Linked DNA regions of Mus musculus: region 1 is linked to region 2. The links are chromatin loops, found by intact Hi-C in ENCODE. Cell type or tissue: left cerebral cortex. All regions are shown on one strand. Links, peaks and the distances in the headings refer to the core of each region. The heading gives the core; the rest is flanking DNA.

The links. Peaks named below come from ENCODE experiments on the same cell type or tissue, not always from the same donor. Only the 100,000 strongest peaks of a DNase experiment are listed, where the experiment ranks them.
Region 1: it touches region 2 in a loop (2.6-fold over the local background); 1 of 42 quality-filtered maps calls a loop at or near these places.

Annotation. Positions count from the first base shown.
Region 1 is chr1:63,166,731-63,175,071 of GRCm38, reverse strand. Ndufs1 (NADH:ubiquinone oxidoreductase core subunit S1) reads left to right here. Exons shown (of 19, transcript NM_145518.2): 2 at 4,158-4,223; 3 at 4,931-5,022; 4 at 5,736-5,843. The coding sequence starts at 4,163. Among named protein-coding and RNA genes, the nearest start is that of Ndufs1, 5.9 kb to the left of the region's middle. In left cerebral cortex, for the core only: a CTCF peak has its summit at 4,290 (motif pointing right); no DNase peak of the experiment used is centred there.
Region 2 is chr1:63,547,410-63,555,750 of GRCm38, reverse strand. Adam23 (a disintegrin and metallopeptidase domain 23) reads right to left here. Exons shown (of 26, transcript NM_011780.3): 13 at 7,934-8,024; 14 at 5,956-6,004; 15 at 3,891-3,990; 16 at 525-596. Among named protein-coding and RNA genes, the nearest start is that of Gm22281, 24 kb to the left of the region's middle. In left cerebral cortex, for the core only: no CTCF peak of the experiment used is centred there; DNase peaks (open chromatin) are centred at 546 and 3,389.

The sequences.
Region 1 (8,341 bases), core at 312-8,311, 380 kb after region 2:
GTGTAGATCAGGCTGGCCTCAAATTCATGATTCTCATGCTTTAGGTTTCCCAGTGCTGGAATCACAAGCATTGGCCCTGTGCTTGGCCTCATCAGTACTTGTTAAAAATGAGCTATGTACTGCTCATTCTGGAATTTGGTGCAAAACTATTTGGGGACTTGCTAGTCTTCAGAAAAGAGAAATAACCAAATCTTTTGTCAAGGAACTTACAGTCTAGTAGGTAACAAAATCGATAATTTACCTTCAATTTAGTATTGTGGGCTTGTTTGTTGTTTGTACTCTGCATACAGCCCAATGCAGCCTACCTTTACGTTTTAGGCCTTGCACTAAAGCTACCTGCTCAGCCCAAGTTTAGTAAGTAGAATAATAAAATATATACATGGCGTGTTTTTAATAAGGAAAAGGGACACAGATGAAGAACAGTATACAACTGATTATCAGTAGCCATTACTGATTAAATTGATGTTAGTTTTTATTATTTCTTTGTTTTTTATTTCTTTGTTTTTTTTTTTTTTTAAGATTTATTTATTTATTATATGTAAGGACAGTGTAGCTGTCTTCAGATACTCCAGAAGAGGGTGTCAGATCTTGTTAGGATGGTTGTGAGCCACCATGTGGTTGCTGGGATTTGAACTCAGGACCTTTGGAAGAGCAGTCAGCACTCTTAACCACTGAGCCATCTCTTCAGCCCTTTCTTTGTTTTATTATTGGCAATTACTGACCTAGTAATTACACCCTGGGAAACTGTAGATTTGCTTTATAGGTAAAGAACCAATGCCTAGTGGATAACAGACTTGGTATCTGCAAATTCAGTATTGTAAATTGTAGATTACCATTATTAAAGAATTAGTTAAATAAATTATGAGTTAATGAAATGTTTAATTATATGTCATCTATAATAACTACAGACTTTAATGTTTAGGATTCTATTTTATCTGAAGTGGTAGTGCATGCCTTTAATTTCAGCACTTGAGAGGCAGAGGTCTGTTGGTGGATTTCTGAGTTTCAGGCCAGCTTGGTCTTTACATAGCTAAAAGCCAGTTGTAGTAGCACATGCCAGTAGGATATGTTCAAGAAGCACAGACAGGAGGATCATGAATTCAAGACCAGCCTAGGCCATACCTTTGGGATTGGAAAGATGGCTGGGTAGTTAAGACTGTTCTTTCAGAGGACCCAGATCTGATTCTCTAAAATTACATGACAGCTCAGCAACTGTCTGTAACTCCAGTTCCAGAGGATCTGATAACCTCTCCTGGCCTCCTTGGACATCAGGCATGCACATGGTGAATAGACATGCAGACAAAACACAGAACAAACACTTTCTTTTTTTTTTTTTTTTTTTTTTGGTTTTTCCAAGACAGAGTTTCTCTGTATAGCCCTGGCTGTCCTGGAACTCACTTTGTAGACCAGGCTGGCCTTGAACTCAGAAATCCGCCTGCCTCTGCCTCCTGAGTGCTGGGACTAAAGGCGTGCGCCACCACGCCCGGCACATTGGCACATTCTTTTAAAGATTTATTTATTTTATGTGAGTATACTGTTGCTCTCCTCAGACACACCAGAGGAGGGCATCAGCTTCTATTACAGATGGTTGTAAGCCACCATGTGGTTGCTGGGAATTGAACTCAGGATCTCTAGAAGAGCAGTCAGTGCTCTTAACCACCGAGCCATCTCTCCAGCAGCCCTCACATTTTTTTTTTTTTAAATTAAAAAGGGAAAAAAAAATATGTTTTGGGATTATTTACTATTAGAACTGCTATTACTGTTGAAACTTTTTTTTTTTTTTTTTTTTTTTTTGGTTTTTCGAGTCAGGGTTTCTCTGTATAGCCCTGGCTGTCCTGGAACTCACTCTGTAGACCAGGCTGGCCTCGACTCAGAAATCCACCTGCCTCTGCCTCCCGAGTGCTGGGATTAAAGGCGTGCGCCACCACCTGTTGAAACATTTTTACTATTTTTTTAATGTTGATACATTTTTTTAAGTCAATATATGTGTATATTTATAATTAAAAATTTCTAACTACACATAAACCATAAAATTTTGTGATTGTGTTTGAACATTATTATAGTCTAATGAAGTACAGCATATTTCATTAACAGAAATATTTGTCCACATTCCAGGCTTTGTTTAAACTTAGAAAAAGTTTGTTAATTCTATGAGAATCTTATATAACATGTTTTGTTCATATTCATCAAAGAACTTTTTCTTTTTTTTATTAGATATTTTCTTCATTTACATTTCAAATGCTATCCCAAAAGTCCCCTATAGCCACCCCCACCCCCACCCTGCTCCCCTACCCACTCACTCCCACTTCTTGGCCCTGGCATTCCCCTGTACTGGGGCATATAAAGTTTGCAAGACCAAGGGGCCTCTCTTCCCAGTGATGGCTGACTAGGCCATCTTCTGCTACATATGCAGCTAGAGACATGAGCTCTCATGTAATCTCCCTCGGTCCCTGTTGGACAAAGGAGAATCATTGTTTTATTTTTTAATGTTTTATACCTAGTTATTTATTTATGTATTACTTGTATTCATGTCTATGTACAATATATGTGCCTGGTATCCACAGAGGCACGATAGGGTGTCAGATACCTTAGAACTAGAGTTACAGACAGCTTGGCTGATACATTACTCTAACCTCTGAGCCATCTTTCTAGCCCTTCATTTAAATTTTTTTCAGTCCTGGTTATTGAACCTAGGGCTGTCTCACACTTGGTACCATTGAGCCACATTTCCGTCCCTTACTTTACTTTCAATTAAAAAAAAATTGAAAACAATTTATTTTATTTTCTTGTTTTTGTTTTTATTTTTTGAGACAGGATTTCTCCATATAGCCCTGGCTGTTGGAACTCACTCTGTAGACCAAGCTGGTCTTGAACTCAGAGATCTGCCTGCCGCTGCTTCATAGGCACTGTGATTAAAGGTGTGTACCACTGTGCCCAGCTTATTCTCTTTTCGTATAAGTGCTTTGCCTGCTTTTACATGTGTGCTGTGTGTGTGAGTTGGTACTTGCAAAGATCAAAAGAGGACATTAGTAACTGCAGTTCTGGATGCTTGGGAGCCATCATTTGGGCCCTGGGAGCTGAAACCAGGTTTTCTGCACAAGAGCAGCAAGTGCTCTTCAACCTCTGAGCCTCTCCACTTACCTTTCCATTTTTGAGTCAGGGTCTCGCAGTCTGGGAACATGGGATCCTGCTGCTTTGGTGTCCCAAATAACTAAGATTAGGCCTCTAAAACACCCAAAACAACATAGGTCCATTGTTTTAAAGCCTATCTTTACTAGCTTTTGGGAACTGGTACTGAAAGGAAGATGTCACAAGTTCATAGTACATTTAGGATAGAAGCATAATACAAGCAATTGTAGGACTGTGAGAGAACAAAGCTCCTCAAAGATGCACATAAAATACATATCATGAGAGAGTGTGCTGGAACTAGTTGTGGTAGCACCCAGGAAGCAGAGGCAGGGGAATTGCTTCAAAATTAGCCAAGATTAATAATAAGACCTTGTATCAACAAACAAAATTCCCAGTGTACTGGTAGGAGGTGAACGCAGAAAGTTATTTTATTTTAGATAGCTATTAGTGACAAAGAGTTATTCTTGCAACTTATTTTACTTTATTCTTAATTCTTTTTCTTTTGAGATGTTTCCTGTATCTCTGCCTGACTTCAAACTTGCTGTAGCAGATGTCCTTATACTTCTGATCCTTCTGCCTTTACCTCTCAAGTTCAGGGATTACACGCATATAATTGGATTGTGCTGTGCTGGTGTTAGAAGTTAGGACTTCCTCAGTGCTAGGCAAGCACTCTTGTACCAGCTGAGCTGTATTGCAAGCTCTTACCGCTTTCTTCTGGCTAGATCAGAATTGCCCTTTATTTTATATTACAAAGCCCAAGTTTAGTGCTGGAGATGTAGCTCAGTTGTACCTTACCTATCCAAGGACCCAAAGCCTACTATATACTGACTACTTCTTAGCTATTTGACGTTGTATAAACTAAAGTCTCTGGGACTGCATTTTATATGTACAATTTGAGGGAAAACAGTGGGACTTCTGAATATTCTCTTAGAATAATGTATGCAAAACTATAAAACAGTACCAGAAATTTTATAAGTAAGTTCTTTTCCTTCTACAAAATTAATCTTTTTTTTTTTAATGTTTTTTAGCCATCATGTTAAGGATACCTATAAAAAGGGCCTTGATAGGCCTTTCTAATTCTCCTAAAGGATATGGTAAGTTTTTGTTGTATATTCATTAATTTTTTTAATATTTATTTTATGTATATTAGAGTACACTGTAGCTGTCTTCAGACACACCAGAAGAGGGCATCAGATCCCGTTACAGATGGTTGTAAGCCACCATGAGTATTTTTGAATGTCTTTAAAAAATCCAAAACTAGCCTGGTGTGGTGGCGCACACCTTTAATCCCAGCACTCGGGAGGCAGAGGCAGGCGGATTTCTGAGTTCGAGGCCAGCCTGCTCTACAAAGTGAGCTCCAGGACAGCCAGGACTATACAGAGAAACCCTGTCTCGAAAAACCAAAAAAAAAAAAAAAACAAAAACCAAAACCCAAAACTAAACCTGACAACATATGTTTGATGTAATTGAGTTAAAAAAGCTTTTATGCTTATTTAGTGCTTGAAAAATTCATATCTTAGCCAGGCTGTGATGGCGCATGCCTTTAATCCCAGCACTGAGAATGTAGAAGCAGGGGGATTTCTGAGTTCAAGGCCAGCCTGGTCTGGTCTTTTCAGGACAGCCAGAACTACAGAGAGAAACCCTGACTGGAAAAAACAAACAAACAAACAAAAAATTTGCATCTAGAGAGAGAAGACTAGTAAAAAATGAAAATTTTTATATTTAGCTAATTCATTAGGCTCTGCTGCAATGAATTCAATTTATTTTATTTGTTTTTTTACCCTATTGTTTTGATGGCCAGTTCGCACAACTGGCACAGCAGCAAGTAACTTGATTGAAGTATTTGTTGATGGTCAGTCTGTCATGGTGGAACCAGGAACCACTGTTCTGCAGGTAATTACTTTTATGACTCTGTGAGTTTTCTGATTTTTATTTTAAAAAATTATTTCCTTCATACTGTTTAGTTTCAATATAGCAATGTGTCCTGCAAGGCAGGCAAGTGAAGGACAGTACACAGTTTCTCTAAGTTTCTCCAGAAGTAACCAATTTGCTCATAGACAGACGCTGCTGTATGACTGTGGGTTATCACAGACCTAAACTTTTTTTTTTTTCATTTCTAGACTGTGGTTAGACATAGACAGACAGGAAAACACTGAATGTTAGCCAAAAAATAAAAATAAAAACAAACAAACAAACAAACAAACAAATAAATAAATAAAATCAAGGCACAATGGAAAGTATTTTGGCTAGCTCGGGGGTGGTAGAGATGTCAGAAGTAAAACTAAATCATGGCCAGCTATAAGGTGTAAGTTGGTCTGTGACTCAGATGAGAAGAGAAGGTCAGGAGTGACGCTTTGACAGGGAGCTTTTGTGGACTGTGGACAAAGCAGATAATGGAGAAAGACTTTACCATAGACTGTGAGGTCTTACCTAATTTCAGAGCTCCCAGGTTTGGAACAGAGCAAGAGTTCTTGAGGAACTTACATAGGAGTAGGTTAAGATAAGTGGGTAACGGTGATAAAATAATAAAAGATGCCTCCATCTGTTGTGTTCAGTAAGAACAAGATCCAAAGGAAATTATTCTAAAGCAGCATTTTGTCTTCTAGGCTTGCGAGAAGGTCGGCATGCAAATCCCTCGATTCTGTTACCATGAAAGGTTGTCTGTTGCTGGAAATTGCAGGATGTGCCTGGTAGAGATTGAGAAAGCTCCAAAGGTACATGATACCTGGAATTCCCTATCATGCTGTGGGAGGGAAAAGACTTTAAATCTTGCAGCAAACTATCTAAAATCAATACTGCTATAATCCAATATTTTTTTTGTATGTAGGTTGTCTTAGTTTGGGTTTTATTGCTATGAAGAGACACCATAACCAAGGCAGCTATTATAAAGGCAAAAACTTAACTGGGCTGGCTTACAGTTTCAGAGGTTCAGTTCATTATCATCATGGTGGGAAGTCTGGCATGATGCAGGCAGATTTGGTGCTGGAGAAGCCAGGAGTTCCTGATGGAAGGGCTGCCATGAGAAGATTGTCTTCTCTAGGCAGTCTGTAGGAGGGTTTCTTCTGCACTGGGTGGAGTCTGAGCATAGACGGAGCCCTCAAAGCACACGCCCACAGTGAAAGGCTAGCCTCCTAATAGTGCCACTCCCTATGGCTAAGCATAAATCTGTGGGGCCCATACCTATTCAAATCACCACACAAGTGATTCATTTCAAACAAAATACATTGATGGAAATATTGTATAAACATAAATGCCATATAGCAAGTCTCAGAGTTCAAGATGGTTTCTTAAGCTTTCAGGGTCTTAAGACACAATCTTAAGTACACGGTGGGTGTATAACGTATACTAGAAGTGCTTATGCTGTACTGTTCTCACTTGACAAAGACTTGTGGAGCAAAAGTTCACTTTAGGTTATGTCATTGCATTTTGGTGTACATAGCTGTAGCTCAGCAATGCCTACAAATGAACAAAGGTTTGTGTGTGTGTGTGTACATGTTCCTCTCTGTGGGGGGCACAGGACAACCTCAAGGATTATTCCTCAGGGATTCTCCATTTTGTTTTTTACACACAGGTCTTTCTGCTTAGGCTAGGCTGGGCAAGTTCCAGGGATATCAGCACCTGTCTTTGCCTCCCCAGTGCTGAGATTATAGCATGTACCAGCGTGCCCAGCTTTTTTTTTTTTTTTCCTTTTTAAAGATGTGTATATATATATATATATATTACAGTGTTGCTCTCTTCAAACACACCAGAAGAGGGCATTAGATCCCATCACAGACTATTGTGAGCCACCATATGGTTGCTGGGAATTGAACTCAGGACCTCTGGAAGAGCAGTCAGTGCTCTCAACCACTGAGCCATCTTTCTGACCCTTGACTTCATTTCTTTTTCTGGACTGACCTCAAATATAGCACTTATAGCATAGCACTGTCTAGTGTTAAACTCTTAAAAGCTTAAAAATTTTTAAATGTTAAAAAAGCCAGGTGGTGGCATATACCTTTAATCCCAGCACTTGGGAGGCAGAGTTAGGCAGGGTGTATGTATTTATGTGCTTATGTGTATACATTCATATGTGTATGTGAATACTGGTGCACACAGCATTCACATATGTACTACTGCATGTGTGGAGGTCAGAGGAGTGAGTTCTCTTCTTCTACCAAGTTGGTCCTGGATATCAAACTCAGATCTAAGCTTGATATCAAATGCCTTTACCCACTATTCTCCTGAGTGCTAATATAGGCATTGACCACGTACCTTTTTCTTTTTTAATTCTTTATCATGTGTGTGTGTGCATGATGTGTATGCATGTGTCATAAAACATGTGGAGATCAGAGGACAACTTTGTGCGATCACTTCTCTCCTCCTTTAGGCTCCAGGATTGACTTGGTACATGCCTTTACATACTGAGCCATTTTGTCTGTCCATTCCTGGTTTTTGAAAGCACAAAAATGATGATGAGTTTGGATGTAGTAGAACACACTTCTAATACCAACATGCAGGAGCAGATGCAGGCAGACCTCTGAGTTAGAGACTGGCCTGGCCTACAGAGCAAATTCCAGGTCAGCCAGGACTATGTAGTGAGACCTCCTCTTAAAATTTTTTAAAGTAAAAGCCAGGCATAGTGGTGTATATACCTTTAATCCTAGCACTTAGGAAACAGAGGTAGGTGAATCTCTTGAGTTTGAGGGAGTTTGAAGCCAGCCTAGTCTACACAGAGAGCTCCAGAAACCCTGTGTCAAAAAAAAAAAAAAAAGACCCAATTTCAGAGCAGAATAAAGAGTTGCTTTAACTAATAGGGCTAATATGTCTTAGTTTCTTTGGGGATGCTATAACAAAATACCCAAATCTCGATACTTTATGAAGTAAAGGGGTTTATTTAGCTTATAGTTTTGGAGTCCCAAAATCAAGCAACCACATTTGGTAAGCCTCTGGTTGTTATATGAGAAGAGGAAAAGCAAGAGACTGGGTAGGGCCACTATTTGTTTATTTGTTTGTTTGTTTTTGTGGCAGTAATCTGCTTCTTATGGGAATTAATCTCCAAGACCTAGTCACTGAGAGGCCAGTGTAACTCTCACATATTCCAGGTGCCTCCAACTAGGCACTACTACACAAACTTCTGTAGACTGGGGAGCAACCTTCTAGAATATGACCTTTTGAGGGGACAAACCACAGTAATGTTTTATTTGTTTTTAAGATTAGCATGAATGGTCAAATT
Region 2 (8,341 bases), core at 270-8,269:
GTGCAGTTTATGCATCAGATGACAAGAGTTCTATAATCAGTACACTAACATTTTAGAGAAACCAATCACTTCAAATGATGACAGACTCCTGCCATGTTTCTCAGCAGAGTGATCTCCCAAGAGTATGATTATTCATTAACAGGCACCCCCACACAAGCCTCTGTAACTATACCATGTTCTTAATACCCAGGTTTTATCTCATAAAGGAAAAAAAATAAATGCGGCATGGGAAATGCTCATGATTCTGTACAAGGTGCCTGAGATGGATATGAGCTCTGAATTAACTTTTTAAAGGTCAGGAATTTGATTAGAACAATCCATTAAGCTTTTCAGACACGGCTGCAACAACAACATGACAAATTCTTATGTGTCTGAGCTGGGACAAAGCATTGATCATAGCAATCAGGAAAAAAAAAGAAGGCAGTGACCCCACAATGAAGGATAACATGTCTGTTCTCCGCTGTTGTTCTTCTTAGCTTGGAGGATGAACTGAGCTAAAAGTAGAGACAGTCTCTTATACCTACCACATGGAAACCACAGTCGCATTCCTCCCCGGCCTCCACATATCCATTTCCACATTCCGTGGGCTCAAACAGCTGAAAGAGAATGGAGAATGCAGAGAAAAGCATTTGAATTTATTGCAGAAAACCTATACATCAAGCTGGCCATATACATGGCTGTATCATATGAATCTTCTGTGATTATTACTTTATATTCATTTTTACTTGTGTGTTCTGTGTGTACCTATGTAAGTATATGCACACACACACACACACACGTGGGTAGTTGGAGAGGTCAGAAAGTAACATTGGATTGCTTGGAACTACAGCTACAAATAGTTATAAGCTGCCTAGTGTCAGTGCAGGGAGCCAAACTCCACTATTCCGAAAGAACAGCAAGTTCTCTTAACTGATGAGTCATCATATAATAAGTGATCTACTATTTGCTTATTAATAACACTCTTTAAAATCATCTTAGAAAGGATGTGGTATCTCTGGGGATTTCCTTGGTGGGGTCTTGAGAGACAACCTTCCAGCATTAGATTGACTATGGAGTTAAGCTGTCAAGAAAAATAGATCGCTTCCCATGTTTTCTAATGGAGCTAAAATGTATTAGTAATAAGACTCATAGATATCTAATTTGCTGACTTGACTAAAGGCAGCCAAGAAGACATCCAAACTGTCAGAAAGATAAATATGTTTAGTCAAAACCAAATGTGTGATGTACAACTAAGGAAATGCCAATAAGCTTAGAACAATGTTGTCAGAGACTCAAATCTATCCCACTCATTGGAAAGAAATCTGCATTGTCTGGCACAAAGTCCCACCATTGCATTCCTTGAATTATCTGTGAGTAGAAAGAAAATTAATTCAATAACTTAGGAATTTCAATAAATTAACTATATGCAAATACCCAATCTCTTAATACTCATAAAGAAAAAAACTAAGTATGTTAAGTTAATGTATAGCCATGTGAATCAATAGAAATCTCTCAGTCATTGCTGCACTCATAGCAGAAGAAGTTTCTAGAATATCCCCCCCTCATGGTGCCATGAACTTGTTTCTGGATAATAATACTATAGATGGATCGATGAGAAAGTTGCTTACTCACATCAAAAGTGTCTATATCCTATTGGCTGGGACAGGACTTTCCTGGAATGATTATCACTTCTGGGTGTGTGGGGTATAAGGAGAGAGTCTGGAATAGCACACCTCAACACAGATGCTCAGAGCCATGAACTTCAGAGAAAAAGCTTGCCTCCAGTAGCCACATACACTATGGGCAACAGTCATCTACCACTGAGTCTACACAAGAAAGACTTGCTTCTACTACTTCCAGGAAAGAACTATTATAAGAAGTAAGGAAATGTTCTAGCCGAGTTGGGTGGGAGTCAGTAGTGCTAATTAATCTCCATGCTCCTTTGACTGGCAGGCAAGAGAATGCAGAAAAAGGCAGGGCAGTAGAAAGATGGCCAACACTTGGTACCAGGCTTTAGTTCTTGGGTTCTTTCCCCTTCCTGAGTTTGGTCACTATCTCAAAACAGATGTAAATCACAGCAACTGGGAAGATTTCTGAAGCAGAGAAAATATGCATATCAATGGAAAATAACAAGCAACACTTGCCTATGCATATATTCATTGACTAAGAACACTGGGGATAAAAAATTAGTTATATACATACAAGCTACTCTACTGGAATTCATGAAGCCTTCTTTTTTGATCATTGTAATTTGTAGTTTAAAAGGAGAAATTGTCCTGTATCTAACTTCTGAGATTGAATATGTAAACATAGTTTTTTGGTGTGAAATTCCCAAGTTACCAGGATAATTTTCTTCCTGTTTACAGGTAATCTGAGAAGTGTATATTCCAGAGACCTTAACCTCTCCAAACAAGCTAGAGCTGTCTCCTGAAGCACAGTGCTTACAACTGGCTGCCAGTTGCAGGGCAAGGTAACACTAGCCGTGCTCCATGTAATTCAAAACTGCCAGCAGTTCACAGGAGTTCTTCATTACACAGCTCACTCATTTCAGATGCCTTCAAGACTTCTGGTTTCTATGCCCAGAGGTCACTGCCAGGAAAGACCGAGCAGCCTATTTTAATGGTGCACAGTCACTTTTAACGTCTCAGTTCTCTTGAGATTTACAGCGCTTTGGCTTTACTGAGATTTCTCAGGGATGTCAGGTTCCAAGCAGTCATTCCGACACTAGCTGTATCACTCACTTGTGAGTATGAAATAAATCAGTCTATCCGTTGTTTGCCTTGGTGACTGATTTTTTTTTAAAGACAAGGTCAACACAATATTGCCACTCTTTAAATTTGCAGAGTATCGAACATTCTCTATACAAATGAACTCTATCTGACATGTGAGGTGTTATTCTAAAAGAAAAGTGAATTTTTTCCCATGGTCAAATTCCAATACCATCTGCTAATAATGCCAGTTCTGTCTTTTCAACTGCTGGCCTGCTTCATTTCCAAACATGCTCCTATAAAAACACAGCGCCTTCTGCAAAAGCGTTAGCCTGTCAGCTGGAGAATGCTGCCTTTGCTGAACTTTAGGAAAGTGTGATGATTGGTTGTGTTCTATGTCAAGGGAACTGGAGCATATCTTATAATCAAACAATTTCATGCTTCTTACAGCAAGAAATAAATATTTATATCATGAGGGCCAAAAGAAGATTTTCAAAATTTAATTTTACTGTCAAATGTGTTTTCTGAAAACTCCTAAAAATCTCTTCTGGAAATGTATAATTTTCTTTAAGTTTGTGCTTGAGGAATTGCAATTTTGTTTATACATACTCTTATGAAACGCCATTGCCAGCGTGGGCTTCCAGAGGAAGGGAACTATGTAGTAGAAATACTTGAGGTATTTATAGAACTTGCAAATGTTAGACCAAGACCACTTTTTGCTTGGCTGACATCAGTAATGCTTTCTGCCTGGGACCAGATCACCCCAGAGAGTGGAGGAGTTGGAGCTGGATGGTAGGAGAAACTTTCGGGAGGAGAAAACTAAGTCTCCAGAAGGAATGCCAAGGTTAAATGAGACTTAGCAAAGAAGTGATCCAAGGAAAAGTTCTTTCCATTCTGACTCCCTATGTCTTAGCAGAAAAATGAAAACACCAACATGAAATTCTGTAGAATTTTGCGTTTTAGGGAACTGCAAGCGAGCACTGAACACTGACACTCAATTTGGTCTCTTGAGCATGCAGCGGCTCTCTATAACTGAGCATCTATCAGTTGGGTTTAGTGGCTCCTACCTGAACTTGCAGTGTCTGGGAAGCTGAGGAAGGGAGCTTGTAGCAATGTAGTGAACTGTGTGACATGAGACTTGCTTTCTGAGAACAGTCTCTGATGTTTGCCATATCCTTACTATTGGAAAATCAAGTCACTAACCTTAGTTGGCCTATTGAAAAGACATGCTCCGCCACCTCTCTGTAAAAAGTCTCTGTACTCCAAAATGCTGCACTTTGAGAACTTTCGAGAGTGGGACACCCTGAAGAAACAAGGAACCAATTATGTAAAAAAAAAAAAAAAAAATTCACAAAAGCCATCATCAGAGAAGAAAATTAAAAACCACTGAAAGTTCATCCTGGATGTAGATGGATCAGCACAAATATTTGGTAAGATGCTTGGGTACAAGCTGCTACATCTACGGGGTGGAGTCTATAGGAGAAAGGAAAATGAAAACCTTCACAGACTAGGAGATTGGTCACTCCCAAGCTACCGACCCCCTGCCTGGTCTGTCTCGAAACCCATCGTTTAAAAGGTTTGCTACAAAATCTTAAATCAAGACTAGGTTTTAAAGCTTGATTATTTTTATTTACTGTGTCTCAATAGAGGCAACCTCACTTTCCTTTACTCTGTTCTGAATAAAGGGGGTCCAGCAGCCTACTAAACCTTCTTTTCAGAGAAGAGGCTGGAAGGTCAGTTTATTAAAGACAGTGTTACTCAGGCTTCAACAAGCCAAAATGTAAGTAAATGAATAAACCCTGAAGGATGTGTGGGATCATGCTGGATCATACATGCATATGTTATTAGTGTGTATGCCCACAGCAAAAAAGAATTAAGGGATGCTCCCGTGAGCAATGGCTCTTTATTCTTCATTTCAAATACAATTATTGAGCAATATTCATGATTTAGCATGAATAAAAAATGAACCTCTCTGTGATTTATTCAATCAAATTAAGACCCCTATGTCAGCACACAGGGGACTATCATACACACGACGAGGTTAAGCTAAATCATACACATTAGTTCCCAGGGAATGTCTGCAATAGGCCATTCTAGGATATAATGCAATAGTTTTATGTATGAGGGTATGTGCAGAATTAAAATTCACCTCTATTGACAGCAATGTCTTACAAGAAGTATACCAAATATATCTTTGAGAAAATATACATTAGCTTCAAATAGTTTATTGCATCCTATAAATATTCAATCCAAAACTCACTTAGAAATTGACAATTTAAAAGGCAATAATATTGTCATACAAAAGCAACATATATATGGCGTCTTTGCTATGGGACCTATTAAGCCTGCATCATCATAAAGAACTCAACTGTGGAGCACAAATAATATGGCCGGAAAAGGCAAGCATTTCAAGGTTAGACTGCATTTCAAGGAATATGCTCTGGCATCGAAGGGGTAACAGTTAATTGCATAAACTTTTTCCTCTCTATGGAAGAAGAAGGAAGGGCCCCCAGGGAAGGAGATGGTTTCGTTGGCATCAGTGCAGAACAATGGTAGGACAAAAAATTCCCAGTGTCTGGCCTAAGCAAAGACAGTAAGAAAGAAAATTCTCGCCACTACTATGATGCCTACTGGCAATGGCCTACATAGTGTGGGAGTCTCCTGGAAACAGCAGTGGTGCCAGGTCTCAGGCCACGAGTGCTACTGGACAGCTGGTCCAGTTGCACAAGTGCCCACCAAGGAAAGACAAGTAAAGTAATGGTGCTTGTCTACCACTTGGCAACTCTTCTGTTTAGGCATTATAACTCTGAATTATTTAAAAAAAAAAACAAAACTCTGTCGACTCTACAAACAATATGCTACAAATTTATTACCATAAACTAGCATTTATAAGTTCCTTAAAATGTAAATGGATGACTGAATTGATTTTCACTGGCTGCTTCAGGTAGACCATCTGCTTTTATTCTAAGTATATTAAAAGATTAATGCCACTACCAAACGCAGAAGCTTTTAGTCATGTGATTCCTGTAAGGGTTAATAAATACAAGTAGCTAATACATTTCACTTTTCTCCCCAACCTTAAATTAAAAATTAAAACATAAAGTGAATTAGCACTGTCAGTTTTAAAATATCAGACAATTAATTATTGAATTTATACTAAGTGCTTAGCCTAAAAGACCAGTACCTGAGAGGCTGTGTCTCTAATGACTATATATGCAGCCATTTTTGCATTGGGCATACATCACATGCAAGAGTAATGCAGACTTACCCTGTTTCTTCCATGATGCAGCCGCCCCAGGACTCTATGCATTCACATTCTAGCTCAATGAAACAAGAACAACAAAGGGGGTGAGGGGAGACAAAGTCACAGCTTCAGTTTGCACCAGTTCTTGCAAAACTTCCTCAATACAGAGTGTCAAGACTCCTCTATTTCCTTTAGTTCATGGGTTCTTATGCCTGGAGTATAGATTGCTTCCTAAGGGGGAAAACAACCTTGGTCCTCTCTTCATTTTTGTTACTCAGTTACCTTGATTAGATTTCTAAAATTCAATGTTTAGTTAGAAGTACCATTGGCTAGAAACAAAAAGATGAATTCTAGTCCATCTTTTAATCAAGGAGAGAGTCCCATAGAGAAGACACTCAGCTTTTTTTGAGGGGGGGGGGGGAAGGGGAGGGGCAGGGTGTCTGCTTTAGAATGGAAGTGATGTCTACCTATCTCCCAGCATGGCTTTAGGGCTCAAACAGATAGATGGCATTCCCAGACAGTCTGTATGAATACAGCACAATGTCACTGAAGTCCTTCAGACACAGGGCAGCTAAAGAATAAAATTCAATTTGCTGGAGTCAGGGCTAGGATCAGCCAGAGAAGTGCAACAATCTCATCCCAGTCTACTTCACCATTCAGTCCAATAACAGCTCAGCTGACCCCAGCACTGGCCTCCAGGACTTTTAACTAAGTTACGGAACCCAATGTTCTTCTTCCCGAGTCTGAGCTATCTGGGTCAGTTTCTGAAACTTTAAAGTGAGGTGGCTACTTCCTTGAGAAAGCACATAGTCTGAGCAAGATTTTAGTAAATGAAAGTTTGTGGAGACTAGGAGACTGTTGCTGGGTGCTTGTCATGACTGTGTGTACTTGGTCCTTAATGACATAAAGGGACTCAGGAGTATGGATGCGGGTGTCCTTCCACTTCTCCACAGTACTACCTATCAGTCACATAGAAGACAGCATGTGAGATAATGCACTTTTCTTTTCTTCTCTGGGAAGGCCTGGGTGGGAAGAGAGGGTTTTTTTCTCCTCGCTCTCAGGACGATATATAATGAGAGAGTGAGGATTTCAGCTTATTTTCTCATTAAATGAACAATGGATGAACGTGCTGCTCTTTTTCTCCACCAGGTCCCATTGTGATGCTTTGCCTTCTACCACAAAAATGTACCAAGATTATATTTGACCACGGTGCTCATACAAAGGGGACTAAAATTTGGGTTGGATTTTATCCTGATTTTAAAATAAATGAGATATGGACTTTATCCTGATTTTAAAACGAACCAGATATTTCCATGGGCTTCTAAATATCTGACGTTCCCTCAGTCCTCAGCCCACTTGAAAAGTTAGTCCTATCCTTCCTTCTCTCATCTGTTCAATGGAAACAGTGGCCTCAACAGTCCCTTGCCTTACTTTGATGCCACATGGGTCAGGGGCCATGGATGAGCTCCTCTTGGACCTACCTGCACCAGAGGACAATTGTGTCCTGTGCCCACGCATTTGAAGCTTAAAGGGCCAGAGGCAGGCTTTGCTTAGGGGAGACAGGAGCTCACCTTCTAGATATGACCTTGTGGGTGAGTGTGGTTAGCATTTAAATATGAGCTCCTTGTATGCTGTAGATCTCATTCCCAATGCACTATATATCTGATCATCTCTCCACAGAGCTGTATCTGTCATTTTGTGTCTATGCTCAAATGATTAAATCTCTGGAGAATATATGCATACCACTACCACCCCACCTCGTCCCAACGTTCTCTATGTAAGATAGAGCTGACGGAGGATAAGCTTATGAATTTTGAAAGAGAAATGTATTCCCCTCAGATAGCCTAATAATGATCTCAAAATGTTCAAGATTATTTTTTGAAGCATGAGATGCACTATGATTAAACCACGGTGGCATGGAAATAAAGTATTCTCGGTGACTGGGCATGCGTAATACACACAGAACGACAAGGGGACTGGAGTAAGAAGTCAGTGTACATACTTGGCTTCCTGCTCGAAGGTTCCCACTGGATTCCAAGGTTTTGAGCCAGGCTCTGTGATAATACTTGTGCCACCGCCATTGGAAGACCATACTGGGTTTTCAGAGTTGAAAATGTTTGGGAAACATTTGAGAGAGTAGAACAAAGCCAGTTATTACTTCTTCATTGTTATCAATCTCATTTCAAGCTCCTTAGGAGAGCCTTAAAACATCTATAGATGGTGTACACCCTTCAAATCATTTCTCCCTTGAGACTGTGCCCCACAAGCATCTTTCAGAACAGGAAGTTTTCACATGGGAACAGAAAGTAAAAGTGACTAAGACTGTGCTCCAACTCAACATATTCAAATATGTCAAGAAAGATCACAGTCAGCTATTGGATGGGTCACACGGCCCCCAATGGAGGAGCTA